Linked DNA regions of Mus musculus: region 1 is linked to region 2. Evidence: chromatin loops called from intact Hi-C (ENCODE). Cell type or tissue: left cerebral cortex. All regions are shown on one strand. Each heading gives the region's core, and the rest is flanking DNA. Links, peaks and the distances in the headings are about the cores only. Region 1 overlaps Cdh13 (cadherin 13). Region 2 overlaps Cdh13 (cadherin 13).

Region 1 (8,343 bases), core at 288-8,287, 190 kb before region 2:
ATGAAGGTGATAGCCACAAAGCTGGATTTCTTCTCATGGACTTGGGTTCAGCTAGTGCACAACTGTCTCAGTTGGGTTGAAGGCTGGTTTCTGCAGCCAAGTGAACAGAAATTATGTTCAGTGTGAGAGAATAGTAATTCTCTTTCCTGAAGCCAGCTTTGGGCATTCCCCACTGAGGAAGGCTTTAGTGTGTATCTCAGGGAAATAAGTCAATTGCCCCACTCAAAATCTATAGCTCCTTATCACCCCACCCCATATTTAGTTTCAGTGTGTGTGTGAGTGTGTATATGTGTATCTCCTCCACATGTGTGCATGCACACAGAAGCCAGAAGAGGGTGTCAGGTATCAGCTGTCTCCCTCTCTCACTCTCTACCTGCTTATTCAGGGAGGGTTCTCCCCAAACCTGGGGCTCATTCTCAACTGGTCTTGAGGCCAGTGAACCCCATTGACACCCCCCTGTCTTCCAACTCAGAGTGAGGCTTGCAGGTGTTAGCTGGGATGACCTGCTTGTAACACAGATGCTGGGGTCCAGGACCATGTCTGCAGCACAAGTGTACTTAACCACTGAGCCATCTTGCCAGGCTCTGTATCTTTAGATGTTTGTTTTTAACATTGGCCACAGCTTTAAAAACAGTAGAAAATGAATATCACCCCACATAAAGCCACGTGTGACAACCAAATGTAAAACTAACCAAATGAATGGTCACTCAGCACAGCCCAGCCCAGGCCCAGGCCCAGGCCCTGGGCCCAGGCCCTGGGCCCAGGGCAGCCCAGCCCAGCCCAGCCCAGCCCAGCCCAGCCCAGCCCAGCGCAGCCTGCTTCCCTGTACAAGGTGAAGACATGGTGTAGTTTTCCCACCTGCGTACATGGTTGCAATTTGTTTTTATTTTCAGTTTCACTCAGAGTTTGGCATGACGTAGATAATAATAAATGCTTGGTTAAAAAATGAGCAAATAAATGAAGGTATGAATAATCTAATGTGGGAGTGAGATTTTACAGAACAACAGCCAGCTAAATCGTATGTACAATGAAACCGTGCGCACAGCTGTCTCTGATTTATTGATATTCTATTAACTGACAAAGCTGGAGTAGAAACATCCATTCCAAGAGAGTATTTCAAATAATTTCTCCTTTTCCAGTCTTAAAAATAATCATATTCTCAGGACATGGAGTAGGACTGTGTCTCCTGCCTAATGATGGGCACAGGCATGTGGCATTAGAACTCACTGGTCTGGAAGATAGGCTGCTGTTTGTCACAAATAGGAAATCAGGAAGATCAGCCCTGCCATTCTTGGGTCTTGAGAGATGAGCCAAGATTGAACAGAGAACCAAATCCCTGAGCTGCATCCAACACACACACACACACACACACACACACACACACACACACACACTCACACACACTCTCACACACACACACACACAAACACTCACACACACACACACACACACACACACACACACACACACACACCAGATGCATAGAGATGGTCTAGGCTAGGCTAGAAGAACCCTGAATAGTTTATTTACTGTGTGAATATGGTGGGCCGGTGCTGTTCATTGTAGTGGGAGGAGCTTTACCACACACAAGATCTGTGAATCCTTTGACCCTTGAACTCCTCAGACTTGAGAACACTGAAAAAGGGTTCTGTCATTTCTCCCAAAAGTTTCAAGGTGAAAGAGAGATTATGGAGAGAAAAATACCGCCTGGAAATGAGTATCTTTTAGGGTCCTCTTCAATGTCCCTTTCTGGTGTTTTGAAACCTCCTCTGTAGAGGTCATGGCTTCCTTACTGGGTTTATTCCTAGGTGTGATGGTTTGAATAGGCTTGACCCAGGGAGTGTCACTATAAGGAGGTGTGGCCTTGTTTGAGAATATTTGCCACTGAGTAGGTGGGCTTTGAGACCCTCCTCCCAGCCATATGGGAGACAGCCTGCTCGGGGCTTCCTTCAGATGAGGATGTAGAACTCCCAGCTCTTCCTGCACCATGCCTGCCTGGATGCTGACATGCTCCTACCATGATGATAATGGACTGAATCTCTGAACCGGTAAGCCAGCCCCAGTTAAATTTTGTCCTTATAAGAGTTGCCTTGGTCATGGTGTCTGTTCACAGCAATGGAAACCTAACTAAGATGCTAGGTGTTGTAATTTCTTTGAAGCTATCATAAATGTTATTGTTTTCCTGGTTTCCTGCTTGGCATGTGTACTGTTGGTTTATGGGAAAGGCAATGGGAATTTTTGTAGACGGGTTTTGTATCTTGTTACTTTGCTTCAAGTGTGTGTTGGTGTTAAGGGCGGATTCTTGGGGCTCTCTTAAGTGTGCGACATGGGATACCTTGGCCTCTTCCTTTCCTATTTGTATACCATTTACTTTATTCCCCATGTCAGGGTTCTAGCTAAGATGTCAGCGACTACGTGGAGTGAGATGGAGATGGGGGACACTTATCCATGTTCCTGATATCAGAGCAAATGCTTTGAGTTTTCCCCCATTTAGTGTAGTACTTAACCTCTATTACATTGACTTACTGTGTGTGTGTGTGTGTTCCTGTGAGAGCACACACAAATGCCTAAGCATGTGTGTGCTATTGTGCATGGAGGCCGGAGGTGAAGGTCGGATGTCTCCCTCGATTGCCCTCCATTGGCTGAGTCACCTCACCAGGTTCTGAGGCATGTGTCTATTTCTAACCATATTAAGCAAAAGAACACAGACTCAGAAAGACACATAGCATGCATGGGTCATCTATCTCATGTAAATGAGATGAAGGTCACACTTAAGCTCACTGTCTCTCTGGAGACATATCAGCGGGATGGGTTCTTGGGTGAACCCTGCATACAAGGAGGATGATGTAAGAACCAGATACTGAGCCCCTGAACTCATAAAGGCTTGGAAAGAAACTCTAGTAGATGAGAAACACGGACTAGATGATACGCGTGTGGCGAATACAGGAGAGAACTTCTCTTTGATATACAGTGAGCTATTGACAGACCAAGCATATTACCTGGAAGTCAACAGCACCCCCACTTCCAGTCAGAGCTGAGCAACAGCCTCAGACGGCGGCAAAATGTGTTCCGGGCCCTGCCAGCCACATGTTCTTGCCCAGTGGGCGTGGCTTCTGTGGCACTGGACTTCTTGGTAAATGTCACTGGATTTGTACTGTTCCCTTTACGCCACCATTTACGTTGAGTGCATAAGTGTGTGTTTGTATTTGTGGTGGACAGATATATGGGAGCCAGGAGTTGGCAATGGCTTCCTTAGCCACTTCCACCCTTCTTTAACTTCTTTGTGAATGACAAGATCTGTCACTGAGCCTGGAACCCACCAACTAGGTTATGCCCTAGGAAGCCCCACGTTCCCACCTTCCCAGAGTGGGGCTCACAGGCACACAGCACCACTCCTAGCTCTTGTGTGAGTGCTGGAGACAACTCGGGTCATCACGCTTGTGCTGCAAGCATTTCGCTGATCGGTCTCTCTGTGCTTTTATGGACCAGCTCTTGCCTCATGGAAGCATTTAGGATTTTTGTCCCCAAGGATTGGACAAACATTTTAGTTGGAAAGGCTTATTATAGAACATTCTAGAGTATTGTAAGAGCAAACCACATTATAGATGATCGTTTTTATTTGAGGCATGTAAGTAGTGATACCTGCTCACAGGGATGCCACTGGCCAGTCTCTGTTCCTGTGGTCAAGTCTGACAAACAGACCCCAGTCCCCTCTAGCACAGGGCTGCGGGGCTGTGGAGGTTCATAACCAGGAGTGTTTTGTGTCTTTTCTCTACCCCACCTGCCATGCATCATTCTCCACACGAGGAATCCTGTCTTCGCATGTTCTTGCCAAGGCCACCAATAACCTTAAGTGATTCTGTCCTGTGTCCTTCCCTCAGAGGCTCCCTGGAGCCTCCCCTGCCTCAGAAAGATGGAGCCAGTAGTCCAGGCCAGCTTCCTCAGGAACATGAAGCCAGCATCCAAGGCCAGGTTCCTCAGGAACACAGAACCAGCATCCAAAGCCAGCTTCCTCAGAAACACAGAGCTGGTATCCCAGGGCAGCTTACGGAGGAAGATATCTTTTCCACTCATTCCTGCCTTCTTGCCTCCAAAAATCCTAGTTATTCTAAAAAAGTAGCAATAACCACGAGGGGCTTATCAACAGTAACAGCGGCCACTGTGCCCAGGCTCACAGGGAGCTAGCCACTCTTTCCAAGCTAAGCACAGAAGACTTGGCACGCATGACCCCTTCAGCACTTCCCCAGATCAACCATCTCCAGTGGCCTTGCCTTGTGCATTATTAGGCTTTCCCGTGGTTCACAGCACACATTAACTCACCGGCGCCATTATCAAGCATATTGTGGCATAAACACTGTTAGATGTTTTGAGGGGGTCGTAGAACAGATTCCTTTCCCGGCTTTCTAAACCCCGTCAATGCAGGTATATGGCCACCAGGTGGCAGTAAAGCACCACTACGGAGATTGTTTTGCCTATCTAAAGGTGGCCACCAAGATCCTCTCCTTTTATTATACACAAAGACACACTTTTGTTAAATGCTTAAGCAGCCTAGTTTAACTCCAGGTAGGGCACGTGACCTAATGACATCATCACCGTATTTCTGATTCAGTTACTCTTCGGGATATGAGACAACTAGAGTCCACGGAGTTTGGCTAGATAGTGGAAGGTCTTCTATCATTGACTCCCACTCCTGAGGGGAGGAGGAGGAGAACGGGGGGGGGGGGGGTGGAAGAGGAAGTGGGAAGGGAGGGGGGAGGAGGAGGACAAAGAGGACAGAGGCACAAAGCAGCTCCGGAGTTAGATGGTTCCTCTCTCCACACTTCCAGGGCTTGGCTTCCCATCTTCTAGATCTAGTGACCTGCCTGTGTCCACTTTCTGCCCCACCCCCACTCCCTACCCTGCCCAAGGCCAGGGATGCCTGAAGACAGTTTACAAAGCTGGAGGCTATGAAGGCTAGTGGTGGAAACTTGCTTCCTTAAAAGCAACTGAAAGTCACACCTCCCTGGTAGATGTTTTGTTCCATGGAAGTTTTTGAGCACAAAGCTTGAAGCACAAAACTTCAAGAAGGAGAGAGGTGCTCTTTTGGGGGCTGTTACCACTGCATACCCAGGGACTGGTGGCTCTAAGCTTGGTGTCTGGCTGTTCTGCAGACCCAAGTCCCTTCCACTCTACTGCCCACCTTTCCAGCTAACACTTCAGGGAAGACAGGCTCTCAAGTCAACACTAAATATTCCTTCCTTCATGAAAACTTGTAGCTGCTTCTTAGGACCTTTAGCTAGGAGATCTAGAAAGCCAACTGTGTTTCTTAGCTAAGTGATGGAGAGCCTGTTCTGAATTCTCATGATAAAAGGAAGGGCTGGGGGAAACATGATTATCTTTATCATCAACAAAAACACACTGTATGTCTGTAGTGTGTGTGTGTCTGTAGTGTGTGTGTGGTGTGGGGAGAGAGAGAGAGGGAGAGAGAGAGAGAGAGAGAGAGAGAGAGAGAGAGAGAGAGAGAGAGAGAGAGAGAGAGAGAGCGCAAGCACTGGGGGTACGGCTCAATGGGCAGGAACATTTGCTGTCAAGCATGAGGCTCCAAGTAGGGATCCCAGCAAACACTAAAAATGCTAGGTTTGGCTGCATGTGCATCAGGAACACAATGTTCCAGGTGTGTGCAGCAGAGGCAGGGGGATCACTAGGGCTTACTGGGTACAACACAGCTCCAGGATGAGTAAGAGACTCCAACTCAAGGGATATGTTAGCAGAGAGTGCTAACATAGCATACCCAAAGTCTTCCTCTGGCCTGCCCAGACACATGCACGGCACACACTTGTGAGCATACACCCCATTTACATATTCACATAGATACCTCCACCATGCTCACATATGCATGTACATAAAAAATAAATACATTAGGAAGAAGGAGGAAGAGGAGGAGGAGGAGGAGGGGAAGAGGAAGAGGAAGAGGAAGAGGAGGAGGAGGAAGAGGAAGAGGAGGAGGAGGAGGAGGAGGAAGAAGAAGAAGAAGAAGAAGAAGAAGAAGAAGAAGAAGAAGAAGAAGAAGAAGAAGAAGAAGAAGAAGAAGATCATTTGTGGGGAGATGTGAACATCACCCCTTCCCTACTGTCAGAGCAGCAAGGGAATTGAGTCCCTGAGTAGGAGATGGAGACCAAGGAGGGAGACTGGACAGGTGAGATTTTAAGGTGTGGTGTTTGTGCATATGTGTGTGTGTGTCTGTGTGTGTGGATGTATCTGTGTGTGTATGTGTGTATGAGTGTGGATGTGTCTGTGTGTACATGTGTGTATGGGGGGGTATATACATGTGTGTGTCTGTCTGTGTGTATGTGTTTTATGTGTCTGTGTGTCTGTGTGTATGTGTGTGTATATGTCTGTGTGTCATGTGTGTGGGATGTGTGTATATGTGTGTATGTGTCTGTGTATATGTGTGTGTGTATATATGTGTGTGTGTGTCTCTGTGTGTATGTGTATTTGTCTGTGTGTTGTGTGTATATTTAAGGGTGTGTATGTGTCTCTCTGTGTGTATGTGTGTATATCTGTATGTATGTGTGTGAGTATGTGTCTGAGTGTTGTGTGTGTAGTATGTGTGTGTACATGTGTGTATGTGTGTGTATGTGTATATGTGTCTGTGTATGTATGTTTGTCTGTGTATGTGTGCTGTGTGTGTCTGTATATGTTTGTCTGTTTATGTGTGCTGTATGTCTGTGTATATATGTGTGCGTTTATGTGTATGTATGTATGTATGTATGTGTATATGTGCATGTGTGTCTGTGTGTATATGTGTGTCATGTGTAGTGTGTATGTGTATGCTGTGTCTGTGTGTCTGTGTGTGTAACATGTGTGGTGTGTATATGTGTGTGTGTTGGAGAGGTGATGGAAGATGAAAGCAGGAGATAATATTTTGGGGGCAGAATGGGACCAGCAAAAGAGGGTATGGGTGTAGGCAGGGACAGTGGGGAGAGGAACAGGAACTTTAATATAAAGACCGACAGGCATAAGCATGCCATCATGAAGCCATTAGTTTGTATACTAACTAAAAATTACTAACAGAATAAGAAATAAAAAATGCCTCGGACCTTAAAACAAACAAAAGAAAAAGAATCCCTGGGGTGGGGGCAGCAAAGCCTTAACGTAGCTTCATCTATCCCTTCAATCCCAGGCTGCCGCTGTCAGCCTTGCAGAAGTAGAAACTACCTGCTTTTAGTAGACCGTGGCACGGGACATCGAGGTGCATTGTGGGAGGCATTGTCTACTCTGCGGCAGAGAAGCCTCACTGATTTGGAAACTTGGATCTGTTCCCGTGCACCGTGTCTTCGATCTCTGTCTCCTGGGACTTGGGCTTCTAATGAATTCAGACAGTAAAAAGCTGGAATCCTATACCTTCAGGCAAAAAAATCGCCTTGAGCACAGCCTCAACTTAGAACAGGCTGTCATGAATGAAACCGAAATTAGTTTGGTGGGCAGAGATTTAAACAGCTTCTACTGCTCTGCCCAAGGGACGATGTATCACTCTGGCGGAAGTACTGCCCACTGCTTATTATTATACAAAACGGACAGACGGGAGTGCAGACTGAATTGAGAAGTATGAAAATCCCTGGAGTCTTTCAGAAGAGAGTGAGCAGTGCTATGGGAGGTCATGGGGCTCCAGGCTCACTGCTTCAAGGTAGATCTGCTGTGGGAATTCCCTGCTGGGTGTCTTTAGGCTCACTGCTCAGCCACCGGCTCAGGATTTCACATTGTGTTCTAGGGGATGCCATGGGTACTGTCCTAGGCAAGTTCCTTCCTGTCTTGGAGTCTCCGCTCTATCATCTTTAAAATGAGAAGACTCACTTGACAATGGGGTGGTACCGAAGCAGTGATGGTTCGGATTAGGCATGGAGCACATTGACTTGGTATTGAGCAAAGGGTCAAATGATGCCTCTATCTCCACCATCTCCACCGCCATCCTTATTACATCTTCATCCTCCTCCTCATCCCCACGGTTACCACTATCATCACCATGATCCTCATTATACCATCATCATCTCCACCACCACCAGCATCACTTTCAGCAGCAGTGCATCATCAATAGCATCACCATCACCATCCTCATCACCATCATTAACGGCAGCCTCGGCATTATGGTCCCCACATGAAGACGAGCATCCTCACCGTTGCCGTCATAGTGACTGGCAGCAGGCTCATTATCACCATCCTGACTCTAACCATCACCACAGTTACCATGGCTACATCATCATCTCATCCTCCATCTCCATCATCAACACAGTCCCAGTCTCTGTGGGCAGGGCTATGGCTTCCTCCAGAAAGCGCAACGTGATTTTACCTTATATTCTTGGTTGT
Region 2 (8,343 bases), core at 61-8,060:
TCACTGTAGGAACAGGTGTATTCCCAAAGTGTTTCCATAAGCACGAGGCTATAAAGGTTTTAAGATGATCGTCCTTGCTTAATAAAATCTTATTTTCCCCATTTGCATTCATTAGGGAGTTATGGCTATGATTATATTAACCATAATATCCTAATAAATTCTTGCCTAAAGATGCACCAAATACATCAGGACAAATTAAAACTTTCTCTTCAAATTTTAAAAATGCCACTCAAACCCTGAGATAAATGTACTGGGGGATGGGGAGGCTCCTCCAACTGGTTGGCAAAGTAGCTTAAAGACATTAAAGCTGGGATAATGTTGGAGCTTAAAACTCCAGGGCTCCTGAGGGACTGGAGGACTCGGGATACATTTATAGGGATTAGAAAAACTACCCTACACCCGCCCTGGGAACTACAAAGGAAAACCATTAAAACTGACCTCAGAAGAGGAGAGGATGTCTTTTGTCTCCATGTGGACTTGACCTTGTTGCCCTAGCTGGGTGACTTTGAGGGTAGCTTGATTCTGCCAGAATAAACAGGCTTTACACATTTCTGGACAGTGATGCCCAGGCTGTGGTTCTTGAGGGTGGAGGCAGGGTCCAGGATGATAGTTTGAGTATGAAATGTCTCCATAGGCCCACATGTGAATGCTGGGTTCCCAGCTAGAGGTGCCGTTTGAGGAGGCTGTGTGGAACCATTAGGAGGTAGGGGTTCTAGCCAGAGGAAGGACACTTATTGAGGGTAGGCATGTCACAGCTTCCCACCCAAGCTTACGGTCTCTTTTTCTAACCCACACATGTCTCTTCTGACTCGTGGACATGTGGAAATTTGTACCACAAGCTCTTGCCAGCTGTGATGGAGCTCAGCTGTAGGTGCCATGCCTTCTCTGTTAATGATGGACTGCATCCCTTAAAACTGTGAGCCAAAATAAAGCCCTCCTTCCTTAAGTTGAGGGTGTCTATTTCAGGTGTTTTGGTAATAGAAACTCTATCTAAAGTGTCTTACTTCCCCCAACTAGGTCCTGGAGGTCTGTCTAGTCTACTGGATCCCAGGCTGTCACCACAGATGGCTACCCCAGAAGAGGCAGGTAACGTCTCTCTTTCTAGTTTGTCCTTCCTTCCCCTTCTCCACATTGAGATCAGGATTCAGGCATCCACTTCCTCAGGCTAGACCAACCTGAGGAAGGTCAGCTGAGACAAAGCCCATATGATGTGGTGGGGTGTTGAGGTAAATCTCCAACCCCAATAAGCCTGTGCAAAGAACACACAATTCAGTTATAATGTTTATAGGCTGCACACTTAGATTGGGCAGATCGACCACTACACTGCTTTATTCCCCAGCTATGGGGTCCCTTGCCACTTGCTGGTCCTCCAGGCCATGTGGTTCTGCTCTATCTTCCTTCTACCTCCTCTTCCTCCGTCTTCCACTCTCTTCTCCTCTCTCTCCTCCTTCTTCTCTCCCTCTCTTCCAGCCCCACCTTTCCTTCCCACTGCCCAATCTTGGGCTCTAGCCTTTATTTGACCAGTTAAAATGGTGAGAAGGCTCACATAGAATCACCTGAGTACGTGATCCACTCCTCATTGGGGCAGCCCCTCTTGAGGAAGCAGAATTAGCATCAAAATACAAACAGCACCATGGCAACCCACAACAGTGGAGAACATCAGCTTTGGAGATGGATCTTCTAGAACCAACTCTGGCACCACCATTTGCCAGCTGGGTGACTGGGCAAACCTTTTGATCCCTAGGGTCCTCAGTTTCATCCCCTGCAAAGTGGGGGTAATGCTAGACTCCCGAGTTCTTCATGTGAATTAAATGAGGTGACTCATAAGGATTACACAACATGGTGCCTGGTGCCTAATAAAACACTCAAATGAATAGCGCTATTATTTTTTCATTAAGCTTTCTATTTTGAGATAATTGTAGAGTCATGTGTGGTTATAAAAAAAAAAGTCACAGAGACATCTTATACACTCTTAATGCAGTCATTCCCAATGGCAACATCCTGACAAACCATAGCACAGTATTACAACTAGGATCCAATCAAGACTGAGTGGTTCGGCCATCCCAGCACCCTGTGATGCTGTAATATCTTTATCTCTTCCAAGATCGCTAGAGGCTGAATATCTAGAGGGGTGATTGGCCACAGGGCAAGGACTATGAGAAGAACACTTACAATACTACACCGAGGGAACCCACACTTTAGAACTCTCTCTCTGTGCTCCCTAGGGATCATGTGTATTTCCATATGCTCCAATGCACCTGCTGCAGGACTCCCTTTGAAATCCAGATTCTCGAGCATTGCTTGATGCTGCTGCTGCTGCCACCGATGGCTCCACAAAGAACTTAAGTCTGGTTCATGTCACCCAAAGACAGAACACAGCTCAGACTGTTATCCTATAAAGAGATCTGTGAGTGCTGATGGAATCAGAGAACGTTTCACCTGCTTGGGGTCCTCTAGTGACTGCTTTGTGCACTCACCTCATCAGGGTCTGACCTTCCTACCAACATTTTTTTGTTGTTAGTTAATCCCATCTCCCTTGCTGGACACACTCCACTGGTACCAGCTTTCTATTTACATTTTTAAACATTGATTTAATTTTTATTTATGTGTATGTGTGTGCCCATGTGAGTTTATGTGTGCCACACATGTGGAGGTACAAGTGGAGGCCATTAGAGGGCACTAGGTTGGATTTCCTGATGCTAGAGCTATGGTATGAGCCACCCACTGTGGGTGCAGAAAGTGCTCTTAACTGCTTGACCATTCCTCTAGTCCCCTGTTTTACAATTTTTGATCATTCTGGGATTGCTGGGGTCTCCAGATGTCCCTCCGTTGTATATGACTCCCCAAGGACCTCAGCACTACTGGCTGCTGATATATTCTAGGGTTTTCCACGCACCAGCTGTTGAAGTTGAACATCTGCCCTCTGGTTTCTCATAGAGTTGCCTTTGGCTTTCTTTCTGGCACCAATCCTCCCACTGCATAATCCTGATTTTATTTAACACTATTTTCATTCTCTATCTTCTCCGGGTAAAATACAACTAGAAAAGAGGAAACCTCACCTAGCTCTGTCCTTCCATTCTTCACATCCAGGGAAGCATCTGGCATGCATCAGATGGTGTCTGATGTTGGAAAAACAAACTCAATTGGAAGAAAAGTAACAAGAAGAGAAAGTGAATTTTTTTCAGTACTTATCAGATCAAACAAAATTTTTAGATGGCAGTGTGGTTGACATTTCTTCAACTCTCTGAGAAATCAAACCTGGATTAAAAATCATTTCATCTAAAACATGTGTGAATGGACAGTTCCCATCACTGTGACATCTAGGGGTGTGGTCGTGTGACAAAAAGATTGACTTTGCATGGACTTTAGTTAAGTTGATTTGGCTTGGGATCCAATGTCTCTTACCGCAAAGACAGCTAACCAACTAAGGCTGGTGACTGGTAGGGCAGTCTGGGGGCAATGAATAGCTAGGTGTCTGTAGAGGGAAGGTAGATCCTAGATGGTAGGCAGTTAGCAGGTGGGGGATGGTCTCATTCACATAGGAAAGTGGACCTGTCTCATGGACTTTCTCCTGGAGTCTTTGGTACCTGCTCCAAAGATCCCAAACACAACTGTCTCAAGAAGGAAAATGGTATAGAGCCAAAACCATCACCATTTCCTTTAACATTCTCTTGGGAGAGTCAGGTATCAGTTAGAGATGGATAGATGCCTGCCTGGGAAAGATATCTCATCATAGATCTATCTCAGACACGTGGCCCAGAATCCCTGCTTTGCCTTGGGCTGGTTTGATTGACCCCTGAGACTCCACATGCTTAACGTGCCAATCAGATACATTGGTGGCACCTGTATCATACGGATGCCCTCAAGCATAGCATGGTGTGGTTTGAATGAGAAATGTCCCCCTCCCAGACTTCTGTATTTGAACACTTGGTTCCCAATTGGTGACACTATAGGGGGAGTTATGGAACCTTTAGGGGGTGAAGCCTTGCTTGAAGAAGTATGCCCCTGGGAGTGAGTTTTCAGGGTATATAACTTCCTACCATTTCATCTTCTGTCTCTCTGCTTTTTATGTGTGATTGAATGACGATGTGATCAGCCAGCTTTCTGGTCCTGCTGCCGTGCTTTTCCCATCATAAAGGGTGTCATCCCTCTGGGGCTATGAGTCAAAATAACCCACTTTCCCATCTAAGTGGCACCTCACAGAGGTACAAAAGTGAATAATGCACAAGGAAGTGACGTCAATGCTAACCACCCTGTGTGCTATAAGTGTGTGTATGTCAGGAGGGGCACTGTAACTGTGTGTGTGTGTGTGTGTGTGTGTGTGTGTGTGTGTGTGTGTGCATATGGGGGACTATAAGTGTGTGTGTGTATATGGGGGGACTGTAAGTGTGTGAGTGTGAGTGTCTGTGTGTGTGTGTGTGTGTGTGTGTATGGGGGGGACTATACGTATGTGTGAGTATGGGAGACTCTAAGTGTGTGTGTGTATGGGGGAACTGTGTTTGTATGTATGGGGGGACTGTAAGTTTGTGTGTATATGGAGGACTGTAAGTGTGTGTGCATGTGCGTGTGTGTTGTGGGTGGACAATGGCGTACTCTGAAATGCTCTAAAATTTCAGCAACTAGCAACTAGCAACTAGCTCTAAAATGGAAAACAGCCTCACTTCAGTGTTCTTCGAGGCCAGTGGTGTAAGGAATACTGGCACAGTTACAAGAACAAGCCCGGTGGGAAAGGAAACAGTGGATAAGTACTGGCAGGAGCTGCCACTAACACACAGCGTCGGGCACGCTCTTCCCTTCTAAGTCTGGGCATGAACACCAGAAGCAGGATGATGAGCTGGTAAGTGAGGCAGGACCAGGGGAGACAGCTATAAGGACTGGGGCAGAAAGGGAAGGACTGTTAAAAAGGGAAGCAGAGTGGGGGTCCCATCAGGACCCTTGCTGAAGTCAATGGGGAGGTGCTCGTGCCAGCAAAGATGGACACAGGGACAGAGAGAAGCAGAGTGAAGTGTCACGTGTTCAGGGCAATCAGAGTAACAGCATTAAGAAAGTAGCACTGCTGATGGGCACACAGTAGGACCATCTCAGAGCTCAGACAGGCGTGAACCAGAGATTGCTTCTAAACGATAACACAAGGGGCTGGGAGACAGCTAAGTTGCTACAGCCTTGCTACACAAGTGTGAGGCCCTAAGTTTGGATCTTTAGTGTCCATGTAAAAGTCAATTAGGGGCATGTATGTATAAAGCCAGCGCTCCGGAGGTGGAGGCATCTTTATTCTCTGTCCGGCTAACCTTAGCTGAATTGATGAGCTTCAGGGTCAGTGAGAGACTCTTTCTCAAACAATAAGATGAAGAGAGCTTCAAGAGGACACCCAATGCTGATGTGTAGTCTGTGTCGTCTGCACGTATGTACGCACACCCACACAAACATATACACACACACACACACTCATACACATATACAAACTCACACACATTCACACATATTCACACACACACACTCACACACACTCATACACACATATACACACCCACACACATATACTCACACACATATACACTCACAAATACATATACATACACTCACACATACAGTCACACACACATACTCAAACTCATATACACATTCACACTCACATACTCTCACACATACACACATACACTCACACACTCTCTCACACAGACATACACACACGCTCACACGCATACACTCACACATTCTTACTCTCACACACATACACTCACACATTCTTACTCTCACCACATTCACTCATACACACATTCACACACATACTCACAACATACAAACTCTCTCACACACATACACACTCACACTGTCACATACACATGTACACACTCACACACATACACTCACACACTCTCTTATACACACATACACACACATACACTCACACACTTTATACACACATACACACACACTCACACACTCTCACACACACATACACTCTCACACTCTCATACACATACACTCACACACACATGCACTCACACACATACACACACTCTCTCTCTCTCTCTCTCTCTCTCTCTCTCTCTCTCTCTCACACACACACACACACATACAGGAAGAAACTATTGGAGCTTCAGGCACCTTGAAGAACTGCTGAAGTCGAGGATGATCCACGCCAAGGCAGGATTAAGGGGCTGACGTCCCAGGCAGTACAGAAATCAGCAAGGCAGAACACCAGAAGAAGGCTGCTGGTGAGGATAAGATTCAGGAGTTTGCAAATGCAGATGGAGGAACAGCCAAGGAATACAATCCAAAACACTCCACTCCCTCCCTGGTCCGGCAAGATAGAGATCCAGGAACAAAACTGATCGCAAGTCTAAAGCTTTCACTTAAGAGTTTGCCACAGGTGAACTTTTAAGCCCCATTAAGCTGGGACTGTGCAAACTGGCTTCCAGTTTTATGAGTGATCCCAAAACTGGTGTGGCCCGGGAAGGAAGAATTGTTAGTCCACCAACCACATCATTAAGGGCAGCCTGCTGTAGTAGAATCTTGACTGTACCGATAAGTGACAATTAATTGCAGTTGGAACAAAGAACTTCCTGGTGACTCGAGAAATGAGAATCAGATTAGGTTATCAGTATGCGGAATACATATTACTCACACGCCTAGACTTCATTTCAGAGCTTGGGATCTAGGCCCGTTTGGTGCCCCAGCATGGGGAACCAATTCAAATTTACATTTCAAATGAAAAATCTCATTATTTAGTTAGCAGATGACCTTGTGATTACGGATCTGTAAGGTCCACATCTAATGACTGTAAGACCGGACGGATTCCATGGGCTTTATATTACAGAGGCGACTGAGCTTAGACTCAGCTTAGATTTCTCAGTGCTTCTTGGTAAAGTCTGGGGTAGGGTTTCCATTTGTAATTTTGTTAGTGCTGATTTAGGAAAGAGAAAAAAAAAAAAAGATAATTCAGGAAGCTAGGGAAACAGCCTAGTAAAGTGATTCTCGACCTGTGGGCTAGGAGCCCTTTGGGGATTATATATCTGATACGCTGCATATCAGATATTTATATTATGATTCATAACACTTGCAAAATTACAGTTATGAGGTAGCAATGAAATAATTTTATGGTTGGGGGTCACCACAACACGAGGCACTGAGGTAAAGGGTTGCAGCGATAGGAAGGCTGAGAACCACTGGCTTAGTGGGTAAGGACGTTCACTGTGCATGCAGAGCTGAGGTTAAACACCCAACTACCACATTAAAAAAAAAAAAAAAACAGGGCAAGGGTATGAGTGGCTGTAACCCTAGCTGTGGCAGGCAAAGACAGACAGATCACAGGAACTTCCTGGCCAGCCAGTCTAGCTCAAACAGCAAGCTTCAGGTTCAGCAAGAGACTCTGCCTCTCAGAGTGGTAAGGTAAGGAATAATAGAGGAATAATAATAATCCAGCATCCCCCTCAGGCCTTTGTGTGCATACACACAGGTGTGTACAACTGTATACACATCCATCACATGCCACATGCCAACACGCACCAACACATACACCTGCCACATACCACACACCAACACACACAACCACCCCATGTCACGCACCACATGCCACACACCCATACATACACCCACTACATGCCACACATCAAAAGATAATTTATAACATTTAGAAGTGTTCCTTCCACTTAGAATTCCTCTGCTGTTTTATCTTAAACTGAACAACATCCCGGAACACTCTCGACCACAGACCACTGGCTGTTACATTTCAGTGATGCAGAGTAAAAATGGTACTTGGCTGGCCTGAGGCTTCTGTTTCCACACAGGGCTGCTTGCCAGGCTGGTCCTGGCTGGTTCGTGTGAGGTTGGGTTTGGGATGGGTTCCTACCAATCTCTGATCCGAGTGACTTGCTGTGCTTGACGTGGGCAAACAAATGTAACTTATTCTTTCCTACATGGACTTGGGAGCTTATAAATGCCTCGTGGTACCGTTAGGTCCGGTCCCCAGTGAGAATCCTAGTGACCTTTCATAGGACACATCACTTCACATGTGTTGTTATACTTGTTGCTTGGGGGCAGCCACTGTGACCTGTGTGACCCTGGGGGAGGTACAGGGAGGGCTTTGGAAGTGACTCTGTGGTTCCCCGGGACATCGCCATGCACCTTTCTCTGGTATTGATTCTACATGGCATTCATTCACTAGGATAATTCACAGACACTGCTGACATGATGCTCAGAGCATGATGCTCTGTGACACACTCCTGAGTGCTCGCCAGGGACTGTATACACGGCCGCACCTGCCCGAACCGCTCTTTAGGTGTGGGTTTAATGAATTACAGGCCCTTTAAGGACTGTGCCAACACAGTAAAGCCCACCTAA

The links. A loop is a pair of places that touch in the nucleus more often than their neighbours do. Peaks named below come from ENCODE experiments on the same cell type or tissue, not always from the same donor. Only the 100,000 strongest peaks of a DNase experiment are listed, where the experiment ranks them.
Region 1: a loop joins it to region 2, with 2.5 times the contacts of the local background. A loop is called at or near these places in 3 of 42 quality-filtered maps.

What each region holds. Positions count from the first base shown.
Region 1 is chr8:119,060,834-119,069,176 of GRCm38, reverse strand. All of the region lies in intron 6 of Cdh13 (cadherin 13), which reads right to left. Among named protein-coding and RNA genes, the nearest start is that of Gm31893, 7.5 kb to the right of the region's middle. In left cerebral cortex, for the core only: a CTCF peak has its summit at 4,436 (motif pointing right); DNase peaks (open chromatin) are centred at 4,457, 7,418 and 8,187.
Region 2 is chr8:118,870,369-118,878,711 of GRCm38, reverse strand. All of the region lies in intron 5 of Cdh13 (cadherin 13), which reads right to left. Among named protein-coding and RNA genes, the nearest start is that of Gm31893, 180 kb to the left of the region's middle. In left cerebral cortex, for the core only: no CTCF peak of the experiment used is centred there; a DNase peak (open chromatin) is centred at 4,701.